2 separate regions of the Homo sapiens genome follow, and region 1 is linked to region 2. Evidence: chromatin loops called from intact Hi-C (ENCODE). Cell type or tissue: CD14-positive monocyte. All regions are shown on one strand. Links, peaks and the distances in the headings refer to the core of each region. The heading gives the core; the rest is flanking DNA.

What was found. Peaks named below come from ENCODE experiments on the same cell type or tissue, not always from the same donor. Only the 100,000 strongest peaks of a DNase experiment are listed, where the experiment ranks them.
Region 1: it touches region 2 in a loop (5-fold over the local background); 2 of 110 quality-filtered maps call a loop at or near these places.

The regions. Positions count from the first base shown.
Region 1 is chr4:138,304,120-138,312,463 of GRCh38, forward strand. LINC00498 (long intergenic non-protein coding RNA 498) reads right to left here. Exons shown (of 7, transcript NR_198994.1): 1 at 8,175-8,344. LINC00499 (long intergenic non-protein coding RNA 499) reads left to right here and starts at 5,592. Exons shown (of 3, transcript NR_051987.1): 1 at 5,592-5,728. In CD14-positive monocyte, for the core only: no CTCF peak of the experiment used is centred there; DNase peaks (open chromatin) are centred at 1,122 and 3,412; H3K27ac peaks cover 3,626 bases.
Region 2 is chr4:138,402,810-138,411,153 of GRCh38, forward strand. The region is part of intron 2 of LINC00499 (long intergenic non-protein coding RNA 499); the gene reads left to right. Among named protein-coding and RNA genes, the nearest start is that of LINC00498, 94 kb to the left of the region's middle. RefSeq lists an enhancer at 2,811-2,870. In CD14-positive monocyte, for the core only: no CTCF peak of the experiment used is centred there; DNase peaks (open chromatin) are centred at 2,752, 3,022, 3,532 and 4,182; H3K4me3 peaks cover 903 bases; H3K27ac peaks cover 2,484 bases.

The DNA of each region.
Region 1 (8,344 bases), core at 271-8,270, 98 kb before region 2:
TCGGAGATGTGTCACTAACGGTCTGGGGGTCTGTGTAAAGGACAAGGCAGCATTATCCTGTGACAAGAGCAACGACTTGTTTTATAATTCCTTCAGACTGATTCCATGGCTCTCACATAATGCAATTCTTAAAAATTCGGGGGAAAAAAGCTTAGATTTATTTTAAAGCATTAGTTCATGCCCATAAAGTGAGATTTTTACTAACGTGCTATGTCACATTATCTCAAGCTTATGTAAAATATGACCACATTCTATGTCTCTGTGACTATGTAAATAGTGACTATGTGAATGCTTGTAAAAATAAGGCTTATATTCCATATATGTCACTGTGTGAAATGTTTTTGAAATTTAATCCATTAGCTCATTTGGACCATGGTGTTAATTCAAAGTCATATGCTTGATATTCATGTAAGTTTTCTAGTTTTGCAAGAGAAAACATTGTTGCTAAAATTCTTATCCTCCTCTAGGTTGGTTTCATATATATACACACACACACACACACACACACACACATATACACACATAGACATATATGTATATATACCTAAACACGTACATATTTGTACAACATATGTATATTTGTGGGCATATAAAGATTGTGGATAGATGGGGAGAATTTATCACCACCCTTATGAAAACAACTCAAGGTACATTACCTTCAAAAAGAGGGTCAACATCATGATTTATATATTCCTCCTCAACAGTCATCATTTGTTTGCAAAGAAAGTGGTTATCTGAGAATACCCATTCTACTTTTTTTCTGATATTGGTGAATATGAATTTGATTAGAAATGCTACTTTTAATATGTTTGCTTAGAGTCCTGTTACAGTTGTGACAGATACTTTTACTTTTCAGTAAATTCTTTTTTAAAAAAATTTTTCCTTCACTCTGAAATGTTTTATACTTGTTATTTCCAAATTTATGGCTATGTAGATTGCTTTCAGCTTAGTGATCTGAAATAAGATGTATTACAAAAATGTATTTCCATTTCTGCGTCATCAAAGAGAGAAAATGGAGAAAAACAGAAAGTTCATTTTTTTCTCCAAATTTTGTGTCTATGATTAATGAGCTGCTGACTTTGTGGAGAAGGATTCCCCTCTCCACAAGGGTTTCAAAGCATTGTTTGTGCATCCAAAAAGCAGAAGCTCACTCTGAATCCAAAGTTTCAGCTGTTTGAACTCAATGCAACTCATAGTGTGTTGAGGAACAGTAACTAGAAAAAAGAGAAATTAAGCTAACCATTTCTCTCTCCTTTTCACTTGTCAGACTACATCTGTTTAGCCTTGACATTAAATTTCAAATGGGGTATTGCTACATTAAAATGCCAGTGGTCAAAACCCAACGGGAAACAAAGTGTTGTAAAAGATAGCTGAAGAATCTGTAGATGTATTCATTTGCTAGGGCCGCCATAACTAAGTTCCATCACAAACCGGCTCGCTTAAACAACAGAAATGTTTTTTCTCACAGTTCTGGAGGCTAGCTATCTGAAATCAAGATGTTGACAAGATTGGTTCCTTCTGAAGGCTGTGAGGGGAGGGTCTTTTGTCTGTTCCAGGCCTGTCTCCTAGGCTTGTAGATGGTGTCCTCCCTGCAATTTCATATCACCTTCCCTATATGCATGTTTCTGTGTTGAAATTCACCCTTTTTATAAGGAAATTTGTCACGCAGGATTAAATTCCACCTTATAACCTTACTTGAGCTTGATTACCTCCGTAAACACCCTATCACCAAGTAAGGTCACATTCTAAGGTACTCAGGTGTGAAGTCTTCAACACATAAATTTTTAGGGGAAACAATTCAGTCCATAACATTGTCTTATTCCATTCAGTCTAACATAACAAAATATCACAGACTGGGTGTTTTATTCCTCACACTCCTGGAGTCTTAAAAGACCAAGACCAAAGTGCCACTAGATCTGGTGTCTGGCGAGGGTCCTCTTCATAGATGGCTGTCTTTTCACTGTGTCCTCACATGGCAGAAGAAACAAGATACTTCTCTGGGGTCTCTTTTATAAAGGCACTAATTCCATTCATGTAGAAATGTTTTACAGGGTATATAATAACGATTTTCAAATTTCTGAAAGACTGTGCTGAAAAAGAGGGATGAGATTTTTCTGGGCTGCTCTAAAAGACAAAACTAAAATGAATATATAAAATTAGGGAAGTAAAAACTGTCATTAATATAAACAATACATTATTTGAGAACTTGTATATTTCGTAAGAAAGGCTTTGGATTTTGCAGTCATTGAGACAATAATATAAAATCACATCACCAATAATTGCTAGCAGATGAGGACTTATGTTTTTGCCTTCTCTCAGTCTTGGCTATTCCCTTTTAGTAAAATGGGGGTAATAACAGTTTTCATATGATTGCTGTGAAAGCTATATGAGATTATGTATATTTGACATCTAGCACTGTGCTCAGCCCAGATTACAACCTTAGAGAAGATTATTAATATTACTATTACTATTTTGAGTTTTCTAATTATTCTGAAGTAAAGAGACTATTTCAAAGAATTAAAATACTGGGTAGAGGGCCACTTTTCACAGATATTACAGCAATTCTTAAATTGTTTGGAGGTCAAATAAAGGATTTTTAAAAGTGACTTATACATTAATATTTTATGGTTCTAGAAGTAGATGAGAAGCTGAAAGTAGATTGAGTAGCCTAGGTTTTATATCTTCCCCAAACCCCCACCCCCACTAGACAAAAACTAGAGTTTCTATTGCTTACTTTGGTTGTATCATTCCTCAACTACTTAATTTCATAACTTGTAGCAATATTTCCCGTCATTGTTTGATTAATGTTCAAAAATGCCTGTACAAACACCAACATCAATTTTAATATAATCTTCAATGTCAAATATTATCACAAAAACAGCACTGAATATTCAACTGTTGCAGCTCCTTGAAACTGAATGAATGCCCCTAAATACAAATCTGTTGTGGGTTTATTGGAATAAGTACAAATTAATCTCTTCCTCATAAAAGGAAATACAGAGGATCCATCATCCATCCATTCGTTAATTCCTAAGTCATCAAGGTACACCCTGTTGTGTGTCCTGAGACTGCTAGGCATTGGGAATACAAATACTTAGCAGTCTCAGGGCACACAACACGGTATACATCAGGGAAAGTGCCATCTTGCAGGAGTTTTCAGTTTAGTGGAGAAAACATCCAGGTAGACATTTGTTTATTAAAGTGTTACTGCAGGTGATACGGTTTGGCTGTGTCCCCACCCAAGTCTCATCTCAAATTGTAATCCCCATGTGTTGGAGGAAGGACCTGGTGGGAGGTGATTGGATCACAAGGGCGGACTTCCCCCTTGCTATTCTCATGTTAGTAAGTGAGTTCTCGGGAAATACGGTTGTTTGAAAGTGTGTGGCACTTCCACATTTGCTCTCTCTCTCCTGCTCTGCCGTGGTAAGACGGACTTACTTCCTCTTTGCCTTCTGCCATGATTTTAAGTTTCCCGAGGCCTCTTAGTCATGCTTCTTGTTAAGCCTGTGGAACTGAGTCGATTAAGCCTCTTTTCTTCATAAATTACCCAGTCTCAGGTAGTTCTTTACAGCAGTGTAAAAATGTACTAGTACAGCAGGTTACTAAAATGGGCACTTAGCCACAACTTTGATGGTCAGGAAGGGCTTGGCACAAGAAGTGTTGCTAAGCTTAGACTACATGGTTAGTAGTTCACAGGTAAAAAGGAGGAGGAAAGAGTGCTCTGGAAAATAGAAAACTATATGTGAATGTTCAAGAAAGAATATGCATCAAAGAAGGAATTAACCTGGAGTGAGAAGGAACACGATGTGGTGGAAAACTGCATGAGCCCAGAGTCAGGAGACCTTCTGTAGCCATTAAGTAGTGATGCCCATTTCCCATCCGTGAATGCAGGATGCACTGTATAACGCTAAGAATGCTAGCCAGCTTTAGTGTTCATATATTATTTAAGATCTCTTATGCAAATTTTTAAAATGATCACACTCTTATAATGAGATATGAAAAATAGATTGGGGATGACTAGATGTTGAGCTGCTAAAAGCCAAATCTATTTTTTTCTCATCTTTGCAATAACTCAAAGTGCCTAGCATGGTGAAATTATGTAAAATTGAACCAAGATATGCTTCTCTATACAGAAGGAATTTAACATGGAGTCACTCCACAAGTACTGGTTTTTCCAATGGAGAAATGAATAAGAATGGACTCGTTCTGTTAAGAGGAAAGCTCAATCTCCCATGGTGCAGAATGAAGCTGTCTGTGAAGTGCTCTGCAGAGTACTCAAACCGGAAGCCAGATCACGGAGGCCTGGCGTACCTGCAGCAGTGGCTCTCAAACTATTTTACCCCAAAATAAACTTGGTGATTTGTTTAGAATACAAGTTCCCTTGTTTTAGCTTCCTACAGTCTAATTGTGTTGCCCCAGGCAGAAGCGCATGAGTCAGATGTACACTCAAGTTTCATTGCCAGAACCACCAAGTCCTTGCCCCTGACGTTGGGTCTTTCCTGTGTTTTCAACCTTTCGTCTCACTTTAAACCCTACCTCAATCCTTGCTTCAACCACGTGGAAGTGGCTCAAACATACCAGTTTATTCATGCCTCCATGCCTTTGTTATCAGCCCTCCCTCTATTTTAAAATGCTCTTGCCCTTAAAATGCAGTGTTCTGTTTCCCAGGTAACTGCCCACACATATTTCAAGACTCATCTATTTTAAATTTCTTCTCTGCCTTTCTTGTTTAGACTTGACCGCTCACTCCTTAGTGTCTTTACTTTAACCCTGACCTGTGATGTAACCTATAAAACATTTCTCCACTTATTTTTTATACATTTCTTTCTTCTCTATTACAGTATTTGATACGATAAGCACTTAATAAATGTTTGCTAAATGGATAAATGCATGAATGTATGAATGAATGAGATACATTCTAAAACAGTGCCTAAAGCATGGATTCTGCAGTTAGACTGCCTGGTTTCAAATCCTTTCTCTATCACTTACCAGGTGTATGAATTTAGGAAAGTTACTTTAAGCCTCTGTCTCAGTTTCTCAATTATAAATGGGAATGATAATATAGTATCTGCCTCATGTAGCTGTTAAGAGGTTTTAAATAAACTAATATTTGTAAAGCTGTAAAGCACTTAAAAGAATGTCTGGAACATAGTGTTATCAGCGTTTATAAAATAAACGAATATACTACAGCAAAGATGATGAATGTTTAAATTTATATCTAGAAACAGAGATTGAGAGCAGAGACAAATCCACAAGACGTAAGAAGAAAAAAGTGATGGGCTTGATGATTGAGGAAGAAAAAGGACTGGAATGAAGTCTTGGGATTCCAATGGTCACTGGAAGGGGTCGGCAAGCTTCTTCCATTAATTCATTGCCTTTAATTATTTGATCATAGGAAAGGAGAGTCTGGCCTTGTGGAAAAACACACAATCAGTTTCATTAGAAAAGAGAGAGTCAGATGTTTTTAAAACAGCAACAACAATATGCCCTGAATAGTAGAGAAACAAAAGAGCGATTGATCTACAAAGGCAAGACCCAGATTGAGACCACAGTGAACCCTGCAAAACAGAGGAGCCCCTGGGTGGGAGGGGATATAACTGGAACTCTGGGAATGTAACGGGCATGGTGTGCTTGTCTGATGGACAGGGCAGCTTAGGGGAATAAGTCTCTGCAGCGTTGTAGTGAAGAGAGAATACGGGACAACTGCAGGACCACAGCTCAGCCAAGAGTAAGCATAAATTTAAACATATTTCTTGATTTCTCTAAAGTCTCTCTTTTCTGTTAAATACAAATAATAATGCATGCTTCATTCAGCAAGTTATTGTGAGGACTAAATGAGACAGTATTGAAGTTACTATGTAACAGTAAATAAGGTACAGATAATCCTCAGTACAAGCACGATAGTGTGGGACTGCAAAGATGATTGCGCAAAGCAATCTTAATAATCAATGAGAAAACTAATGATTGGGCCTTGGCCTTTAAAAAGTTTTGCCAAAACATCAAAATCTTTCTTGCTGTCATTGACAAAGGTACAAGCAAATAAAAATAGTAAAACTAATACCTAGTACAATATAACTTAAAACATGAGAAATGTTTAAAACTGAAGTTACTTTTCATAAAAACTTATCAAAAGTAGTTTAAACCATGCTTGCCTCCTTGTCATGTAACTAACAATGTGGAGCACCATCTTTCTTTACGCACTGGCGAATTATCATACGCTTTTCTAAGTTCGGATCGGCTTCCCGCATTGTATTCTTCGTTCTTTCAGTGTCTTGAAACACCTCCAAGAGTTTTTTCTAACGTGAAAATTTTCTGCCAGCACTACTTCCTCTAGGACATCTTCATTCTGTTCATCACAACTACCTTTCTCATTTATGTTAAGTTCTCTTTTAGTAAATTTCTGTGGCCTCATACCTAGAAACTGAAATGACAGCAATGTCAATATTCCATAGTCAGCTGTCTTCTTATCGGATCTAATTTCACATCCAGCATTATTGCTTTTCATTTCTTGGCTGCACTTTCGTCTGTTGCACAATTCCTTCTTTTAATCATCCGTTTTGTAAAATGTCATGTGAGTTTATCATGGGAAGACATGGAGGCAACACAATTACATGCTTTGCTGGGTGGTAACTGAGTAACAGATGTGCAGTAGCCATACTGAGGTGATCCGTCACTCATCATGATGTGCATCTGATATTTATGTAGTGATTTCTGAACTGAAGTGCTATCAGTGAGGTTAGAACTTCATGAAATTGCAGTTAATATACCATAGTTAATGAAACGTGAACCATGCTATTGAGGGACTGGTGTTATTTAACTAAATCATGGTAACTGAAATGGATACATATGAATTAGCAAATTGAGAGCTGCCAGTATTTTTAATTTCACCCTTTCAATGTTCTTAATTTCTTTTTAATCAGTAAGACTTATGATTTTATGCACAGCATTGTGATGAGGATCCCCAGGTTTTGATGGTTAAGCTGCAATTTGAGTAAGAGGTTCAAAATTAGGCTTAGTTCCTAACCCCACTCTCTGCGTGATCCTCTTTCCCACACCATTCCAAACATGTCAGTGTGGCACACACCCAGGCTGAGAACCACTGCTCTAAAGCCTTCCACATAATTGAAAGTTTAGTCACTCTAGCTTTGAATTTTTCTGCTTAAAAAAAAATTAAGCTGTTAATTTAGAATTTTTGTGTCTTTGCTTTTAATTATTTCTTCTTATTTTGTTTTTGCTTATTTCATTTCCATTTGCTCATTTCATTGTAAAGAAATGGCTCTGAGAGAAATTTAAATTACCTTTGACTTTTCAGGGTATGCCCCTAGATCTCACTTCACCCCTTTTCCCTCTTTTCATCTCAAGAAACAAAATTAAGAATAAAAGTAAGGGGAGATAGTGTGAGTGAGAAAGAACAGAAATCTAGCCCCATGTAAATTAAAATGTTAAAAATAAAAAAAATCACATATTTTAAAAGGATTTTTCCATTAAACGTAGGAATTAAATAAGAATTTATGTTAGAGAACTAGGTTTGGGTAGACAAAAGCTTTCACGAAAATGTTTATTTTAGGTTTTTTTTTAATATCAAGTATTGTGAATATTTTAAATACGAAATAATAGGGAAATGGCAGAAAAAATATACTAACTAGGTGGAGTATTGCATAAATTTAGTGAATGTAAATGTTAGTTTTAAATACATTGTAGCAAGAAGAAAAAATGCAAAAGACACAATGTGAAGTGAAAAAAGTGGGAAACAGAATACTTTCCATGTAAGACAACAATGCAAGGGAGTTGATGCTTCTGCCCCTTTCCTCACAGCAGGAATGTCATTGCTCTCTCCCTCCCAGCCCTTCTCCCTCCCAGCACAAGCAACAAGATGATGCTTGGCCAATTCCTTAGAGTTACTGCTCAGAAGAAACACTGCAATGAGAAATAGTAACTGGCATGGCAAGGTCCTGTTATCTTCAGGTTCCTGCTATTAATAGAATCAAAATAGTAGACAAAACCCATCCTGATTCTTAACATAAGTTTAATAGTATGCTCCACTCTGAATTTCTAAGCCTACCCCCAACCACATCCCAAATGGTGTACCACTGTGGCCCACTGCCAGAAATAATATAATAATATTCCTCACAGCGGATCAGAGTTATACCCAGAGGAATAGAAGGTCGATCTACCTGGAATTCCTTCTCCTCTTGTTGTGGAGCAGGTTTATTGTGTGCGGGTCACCAACTTGTCTGAGTCCAGTGAGAGAAAACACCTGTGCATACAACAAGCTGCATGAAGAGACTTTTTACTACTTACAGATAGGCAGCAAGACAACAGAAGCCCGTGACACATTGTAAGC
Region 2 (8,344 bases), core at 26-8,025:
GTTACCTTAGAATCCACAAAATCCCACTTTTTCATACATTTAAAGGGTTATGAAGAAAGAGTTTTAAATCACAGAAATGAATATTAAAACTTGTTTCAGTTGACTTGTAAATAACAGTAAACTACTTTATTATGGAGGTTGTGAATGTTCTCTAACAGAATTTCAGGCCAGGCATGGTGGCTCACACCTATAATCTCAGCACTTTGGGAGGCTGAGGTGGGCAGATCACTTGAGGCCAGGAGTTCAAGACCAGCCTGGCCAACATGGTGAAATTTCATCTCTACTAAAAATACAAAAACCAGCTGGGCATGGTGGCACGTGCCTGTAATCCCAGCTACTTGGGAGCCTGAGGCAGGAGAATCGCTTGAACCTGACAGGTGGAGGCTGCAGTGAGCCGAGATCGCATCACTGCACTCCAGCCTGGGCAACAGAGCAAGACCCTGTCACAAAAAATAAAAATAAAAAAGAATTTGAGAAAGTACTCATTATAAAATGATGTTGAAAATATAAAGCAAACAAAGTGAAAAACTCAATGGCTCTCCTAATTCCTAAGAAGAGAATTACCATATGGATAAGCAGTCAAGTGGGAAAAGATGACTATTTTCTGAGACCAGAGAGAAGCTCTCTAAGTCCCTCTTGTGTTAAGTCTGTCCTACTGTTGAGAATGTGTTTATGGGGTAGAAATTATTTCCCCATCTCTAATATTCTTTTACCATGCACTCAACAACCTAAGGATATGGTCTTAGGTTGTAGAGATCTTTGAAAGTTACTTTTCTGTGTCACTACAAGCATGCAGGCCGAAGACCAGGGTTGTTCTATACTAGGAGCACCCTCCATCAGAACTTTCTGAAATGTTAGAAATGCGCCATAACTGTACTGTCCAATATGTCAGCCATTACCCTCATGTAATCAAATGTAGCTACCATGACTGAAGAACCAAATTTTTTATTTTATTTTTATTTTATTTTAGCTATTTTAAACTTAAAAAGCTACATGGGTCTAGTGGCTCCGTCATTGGATAGAACAGCTGCAAAAGCAAACATAAAGCTTGTGGGCTGATAATCAACTAGATCTACTAAAAACATGTGTCAGTCTGCACCATAAAGAATAAACTATTCCTCTTTGAAGCATCTATGTTAGTTCTATCACCGCCATTGTTTCGGTTCTTTAATATCATCTGCTGTGGATCTCTAAAAACTGGGAAATTGAAAGCCAGGGTAGAAAATCTTATCAATTAAATCAGCACATTCCAGGTGACAGAAAATATTGGGAACTTGTTCACTTATCCACAGATCACAGGTGTGAAACTTACGTCATGTAGTGCATTGTGCGGCCCTCTTCATACATGTGGCAAACTACCCCATCAGCAACTATGAATAACAAGAGTTTTTATTTGGCTTAAAGAAAGAAATATAAACTTGACTTAATGAGAGTACTCTGACCAATGGAGGAGTTCTTTTAAGAATCAACTGTTTTTACCTCCCAGATAGACAGTCCAAGAAGAAACAGACTTAGTTACATAAAGGAAAATAAAGATCAGATGCAAAGAGTTTCTTTCCAACTTCAATATTAGGCAATGAAATGGGTTCCCAAAGGGTGACTTCAGAATCTCTAACACAGGACATTGTCATACAAGCCATCTGGTTTAGCTTACTGGTGTCATCCACTACATGCTATTTCTAGAATTGGGTATTTTATTTTAGCTGAATATGTTTGGTTGAGTATCTTACATAAAGGTCTTGCTATATTTTTTTCCAGACTTTGGACTCCCACATAGTCTAGTGTGTATGCATAATTATTTCCTTAAAAGTATAAGTTCAGAGTTAAGGTTAATAAGACCTCATATATGTTGGTACTAAGGTTGTTATTTAGTTGTAAAGTGTAGCAATGTGATTGGCACTGTATTGAGGTGCAAAAGATACAGTTCTTAACCTAAGGGCATAATCCAAAATCTAGCCAAGTGAAAGATAAAGATATGATTATAATTTTATTATTCAACACTTCTATTTGTAGAAAAACTCTAGGAAAAAAAGTTTTTAGAAGCATTATTGAGCAGTATGAAATAATATGGATTTCAACTTTTAAAAATTAGGGGTAAGAGAAAAGAAATAAGAAGGAAACAAGTTGACATATTGGGCAAGAATTTAGAGAGAGTAATAAGCTTGGTATGTGTTTATTAGCAGTAGACAATAAGTTTGGAGGATTAATTATTAACTGTAATGCAGAGAATAAAATCCTGCTATGGGCTGTATTTATTAAGCGCAGTTTTGACAAGCAATAATTATGTAAGCACAACATTCCCTTTCATAATTAGTTGGGTTTTTTTTAAGCTTTCACCATTCACAATTTGCCCCCAAAATGTTAACCATAATACAATACCACAGATGCAAAACATTCAGGGGGTCTTCGTGCACATTTTCAGCCTTCTGCAAACACACTCTGCCCTCAGGAATCAGTGAATCTTTGAGACAAGCTCTCCCCTATACCATTGCCCACCTGCACCCCAGGCCACAAACAAAATGGAAGATACAAAACGAGGTGATGCAGGATGGTAAGAAAGAGAGCTTTGGGTAGTGACCAAAGAGAAAGTAGATCTGAGAGACTGCAGGTGATGAAAGAATTAAAAATCCGAGACAAAGAAAGAGCTAGGAGGGTCAAAACTTCAGGAGCCCTGCTTTCCTGTCTCCAGTCCTTGATCTGGCTGAAACTGTGCAGAAGTGAAAGCAAGGGCCTGTGACAGGTGACTCTCTCACAGTTCTTTCTGCAAGAGACCATCTGACTCCTGCCACCAGTGTGACAAAGACCACATGGAGGTCTGGGCTGAAAATCAGATCACCAGCCTCTAGCAGGTAAGGCTGCTACTATTAGATTTGCCCTAAGACTGCTGGATATATTTTATGACAGGTACCATTGGGTAACTCATTGGTTAGGAATGTGGGTTCTGGAGTCAGACTGCCTGAGTTTAAGCTTCAACCCACTGCCTGGCTGTGTGACCTTAGGTAAGTTAATTACACTGCCCAGGCCTCAGTTCCCCTAACTATGAATAGGACACAGTGACACTGACCTTGTGAGTACTAAAGGAAATTGTGTTCAGGAAAATGTTAGAGTAGTGGCTAGTTTGCTATAAACACTCAACAAATATTATATTACTCATTGTTATTTGTAACTTTCTGACTCTCTTGGAATAGTTTAACTGTATTTTCCATAACAAACAAAATTACTGATATTTAATGGCTGCTGAACTGACAGACATGATGGTTTTAGTGGTTGGTAAATCTCATTAAACAGGTTTCTAATAGCCAACTGGTATTTAATGAGCATATTGATGGTCTTACTGTCTTTAAATTAAACCCTATTTCAACCATTTAATTTCTGTTTATAACATACTTCCATCCTTTTAAAAGAAGCATATAAAGCTTCTCTTGAAAAGAAAAATGTCCATTCACTTTTTTCTTCCCTGTTTTATTGACTGCCTAAATTCTTAGTAGCATTTGGGCAGACACTTCGTGCTGTTCAAGCCTATTGAGTCATGTGCTGTTGTGAAATTATTGTCTACCTAACCACAAATGCAATATGCTGGTATAACTTCCTCTTTTAAACAGTTTTTGATTGTCAGACAATCCTAAACATATTCTCTTTTCACTTGACAATGCAATTTTATCTATATGCCCTTCTTTCTTATTTTCCTTTTTGTCTTTGCCCCTTGCAGATGACTTCAATTCCATCATTACTATTCCTGTCTACTTGCAATATCAATATTATTTATCATTGTGTTGATGTGTGCTTTCTTCTATCCCATACATCCTATCAGTATAAACTCTTTCATTATATTGATTAACCAACTCAGTTTATGGCAGTGTTTCTTTATCTGTCATCAATTGATTATCACACATTCATCAGGCACTGGATAGAATTCATAGGATATGCCACAAAGTGAGAAGGGGGATCATTTGCTTCAGAGAAGACACATTTACTGATCATACTGCAAAGAGCAAGCTGACCCCTGCTTGAGATCTTACAGAGAACTACAGAAAATTCACAAAAGCCCCCACAAAAGAGTCTGCTGTGACCATCTGTCAAGTTGTCAGCTGTAAACAACTGCCAAAATGCTAGATCACCTCACAAGGAGCTGTGAAGTAACATCTTTGCTGCCTTTCTTACTTCTTCCTTCCTGGCACCAATCCTTGAAGAGCCAGAAAACTCTGCCGGTGAATTGGAGAAGGAGTAGAAGTAGTATTAGACTAGGTAATAAATCTCTTCCACCCCTACTTCAACTTCTGGCTTCCCACTCACAGCAGACTCAAGCTGCCAGAAAGGAAAAAAACTTCAACTTTAACACAAGATCAAAGTTTTTACAAACACATGCTTCTGACAGTTAAATTACTAAACTGGGGCAGTTTTCTGTGACCTGAAGTAACAAGAAAACTGTATTACTCAACAGTGACCAGAAACATCATGGAATCTGCCTAACTTTTCACAAAGAAATGAAAAGGCTAAACTTACAAACTACATTTAAAAGGATAGAGGGAGAGAACATTTAAGCTACTTCTTGACTATATTCCACAAGTCATCTCTGTTCAATATATCAGCTGTTTCTTGGAAGAGAAAATGGTGATATCAGGGTACACGATGGCTTCCTCAAGAAGAAGCTGTCATGCCCAGGCCAAACTCAATGACAGCCCTTGAATTCATGGAAATTATCCCAGGCAGAACACACATCCTTGTCATCACTGTCAAGGATTACTGATTACACTATCGCATTTCATCTGCACCTACGGACATAAGAAAGCATCAAACTACAAGTCTTTTCATGTCCCCAAGCTGCTAAAAAGGAATCATCTAAAATGCCTCTTCCTGGCCTCCCAGGAAGGTGTTGTAGAGATTCTCATGAAGAATTATTATTATCTCTTTTAAATAATAGCTCGGCATTAACAGAAAATTTTCTCTGTATTATTGCCATCACTTAAAGACAGAACTTATGACACCACAAATGACCCAGAGAAAAGGTAGTTCTAAATCAATGCAAAATAACAAAAGGATAAAAAGCATATCCCCAGAGACACACCAGGAGATGCACACTGTGTTGCATTTATTAAAATGCAGGTGTAAGCATAAGGCATAAAATGACAATATTAAACCAAGAGTTTAAATTATGTAGAATATTTTATAAGATTATAGCTTTAATTTCCTTTGGGGAAACTAAGGTGGAAAATAGTAGTTTCGTGAGACTGTTCACTGTTGATTTGAAAGCCATCTGGCTAATCCGTAGCATTTATTTTTTTAATGAATAAATGAAAATCAAAAGAAGGATGCAATATTATTCAAGAAAAAGATTTGTGCTTTGAAAGTTTTAAAATAATATTGCAACTCCAAAATTACATGTAAATCCCTCAAAATAGACCAAGTAGGCACGTTCTCCCAATCTAATGTCTATTTAACTCCATTGAAACAGGTGATCTATTTCTTAATATTGCCTATGTATGGGCAAGAAATGTGGGTATTTGCTCTGTTTTGTTTTAAATAGAAACTTCTAATTGTATTTTCTTTCTCTGGGAATCACACCTCCAAAGTGGTACACTGTAGGAAATAGGACAATCCTAGGGGCCATGGGCCTTCGTGAGAGGTATAAGTCTTGCTCCATCCCATTTCAGATGTGCAAGATGTTTACTCTGACACGGCCTATGTATCTTTAAGAAGCTCAAATAATACTAATTCAATGCCATTCCTAAGTTATCAAGAGGATCCAACAAGTCAGTGAGCATACAACTGTAAAGACAAAGTAATCTAAAATGGAGATTATTTTATTCTTTTTGTTATAGTGTTTCAATGAGGAATTATATTTCAGTAAAGAACAAGGAAAGTAATAGAAAAAAGAAAGAAAGTATAATGCTATAAATAAGGACCACATATTTCTCCATGCCCTGTTTACCCTAATATGTAAATATAGAGGGCTACAAAGAACAAATAACAATTCAAAGAAATAAAGGGGCCATTTAATATTGAATCACAAAGGCCTCTGACAAACCCCAAATCCACCCTCCTGAAGCAAATCACCACTTTCCAAGACATGGGATAACCTATTGAGTTTCTCTAGCTCTTCAAAGTTCTTTCTTCTTTTGCCTTGTTGTGACCACTTCTCCAAAAGAGGGACTGAAAGCTTACTATCAAGTAACTTTGAATGTCCACATTTTATTCTCCCTCTTCCTTGTGACTTGCTCGACTAAAGGGAGATTTTGTTTCCTCCATTCCAATTCTGCATCAAAATAAAACTGCTGTGTTTCATCACTTCCATGTTTGAAGCATTTGCCTTGATCATTTGGGTAAGCGTAAATTTTTCACCTGCAATTTGATCATTCTTATTTCCTTAGCAGTAATTTTACAGTTTTGGAAGTCCTATCAGAAAACTAAAATTGTTCTGAAAAAAATTGCCTTAACTTTATCTTCCAAATTTTAAAAACAATAGGGGCACATCGTGGAATATGTTAAAAAGTGTAATTTTTAAAAAGCAGAAAAATAATTTTGGGGTTTTTTTGTTGCTGGTTTATTCTTGTTCTTTAAAATAGTCAAATTTGTATTGCATATACATTTGTTATCCTACTTTTTACTTACTATCATGTCATTCACATTTTCATGTCAAAAATTATTTGTAACAAAGTTTAATGCTAGTTATAGTTGATTATTCAGATATAATGCCTAATTTTACAATAGTGAAATTTCAATTGCTTTGTATTGGTTTATAATAAATGCTAGCTAGTTTGCTATGGAAGCTTGGATCTACTCATAATTTGTTTTTTTAAGCATCAGAAATAGTTTTGAATTCAAGCAAATGTCTTTGTAGCACTAATTGAGATATTCAACAATTTTTCTCTGTTACCTGTTAAAACATGAGTTGTTACCTTCATTTTCCTCCTTTTCTTTTTTATTTTAAAGTGCTGCAGTTGGGAAATGTGGTCAGAAACATGTCTTACCTTTTAGAATGATCTGAGATTGTCTTTGGGAGTATCTTGTTTATAAATATGCACTTTCAGTGGTATTTTGAAGCTTTGACAATGGAGAAAGAAGCTTGAGGTTATTTTTCTTAAACTTATAAGGTCACTTGCAAGTCTCTCTGTTTTCACTTTCATTGTTTATCTACAGAATAAAAGGTATAACTATGACCAAGAAGTGAATCGGTTCAATGTGGAAAGCCAGATGGCATGCCACTGTTTTCTCCTTCGTTTCCTAAGGAACACTTTTAAGAAACCGTGGACAGTGACCAACCATCCCCATTTGTACCGGACTGAAGAGTTCCCTAGGATATAGGACTTTAGGTGCTAACACTAGGAGGGTTCCAGGCAAACTAGGATGTTTGGTCACCCCTGAACAATTTTCCAGAGTGAAGTTTATTCAACATCAAACTCTCAGTACTTAAATCCAACTAAGTGAACCAGTTCCTGCTGAAGAGATTCACATTTACAATCCCCTTTCTGTGACAGGGAGTCTTCACAACTGAATCAATTGAATAATCAGAATAATGATGGACATTGAACTTACTCATCTTAGTGATGATGTTCTAAAAACATGTGTGAAGGGTGCATGTACCAGTTATAATATGCCATAACTAGGTGACCTGGCCACCAGTCCTTCTCATTCTCTGTCCCCTCCACTGCCCCTGGCTTCTTGCCCACACTGCTCCAGTCACTCTGGCTTCCTGCAGCTCAAGTGTTTCTGCTTGCAGTTCCCCCTGCCTCTGTCCTTACTCTTCTGCCAAATATCATGTAGTTTGCTCCTTCATTCAAGTCTTGGCACAAATCTCACCTTATCAGGGAGGACCTCCCTGACAACCCATTATAAAATAACACCTTTACTCTCTATCCCTTTACCTTTTATTTTATTTATTTACTTATTTATTTATTTATTTATTTATTTTGAGATGGAGTATTGCTGTGTCGCCCAGGCTGGAGTGCAGTGGCGCCATCTTGGCTCACTGCAACCCCTGCCTCCCGGGTTCAAGCGATTCTCCTGCCTCAGCCTCTCGAGTAGCTGGGATTACAGGCGCCTGCCACCACGCCCGGCTAATTTTTTGTATTTTAGTAGAGACAGGGTTTCACCGTGTTGCCCAGGCTGGTCTCAAAGTCCTGAGCTCAGGCAATCTACTCGCTTCGGCTTCCCAAAGTGCTGAGATTACAGGCATAAGCCACCGCACCCGGCCCCACCATTTTATTTTTTTTTTTATCACAGTTACAAACCCCTGACATGTATTTATGTATTTGTTTAGCGTTTGTTTCCACCCCACTAGACTGTGAGCTCAGAGGTTAAGGTAGGCACTTAATGAATGAAGCGATATGGTAAACACCACCGACGC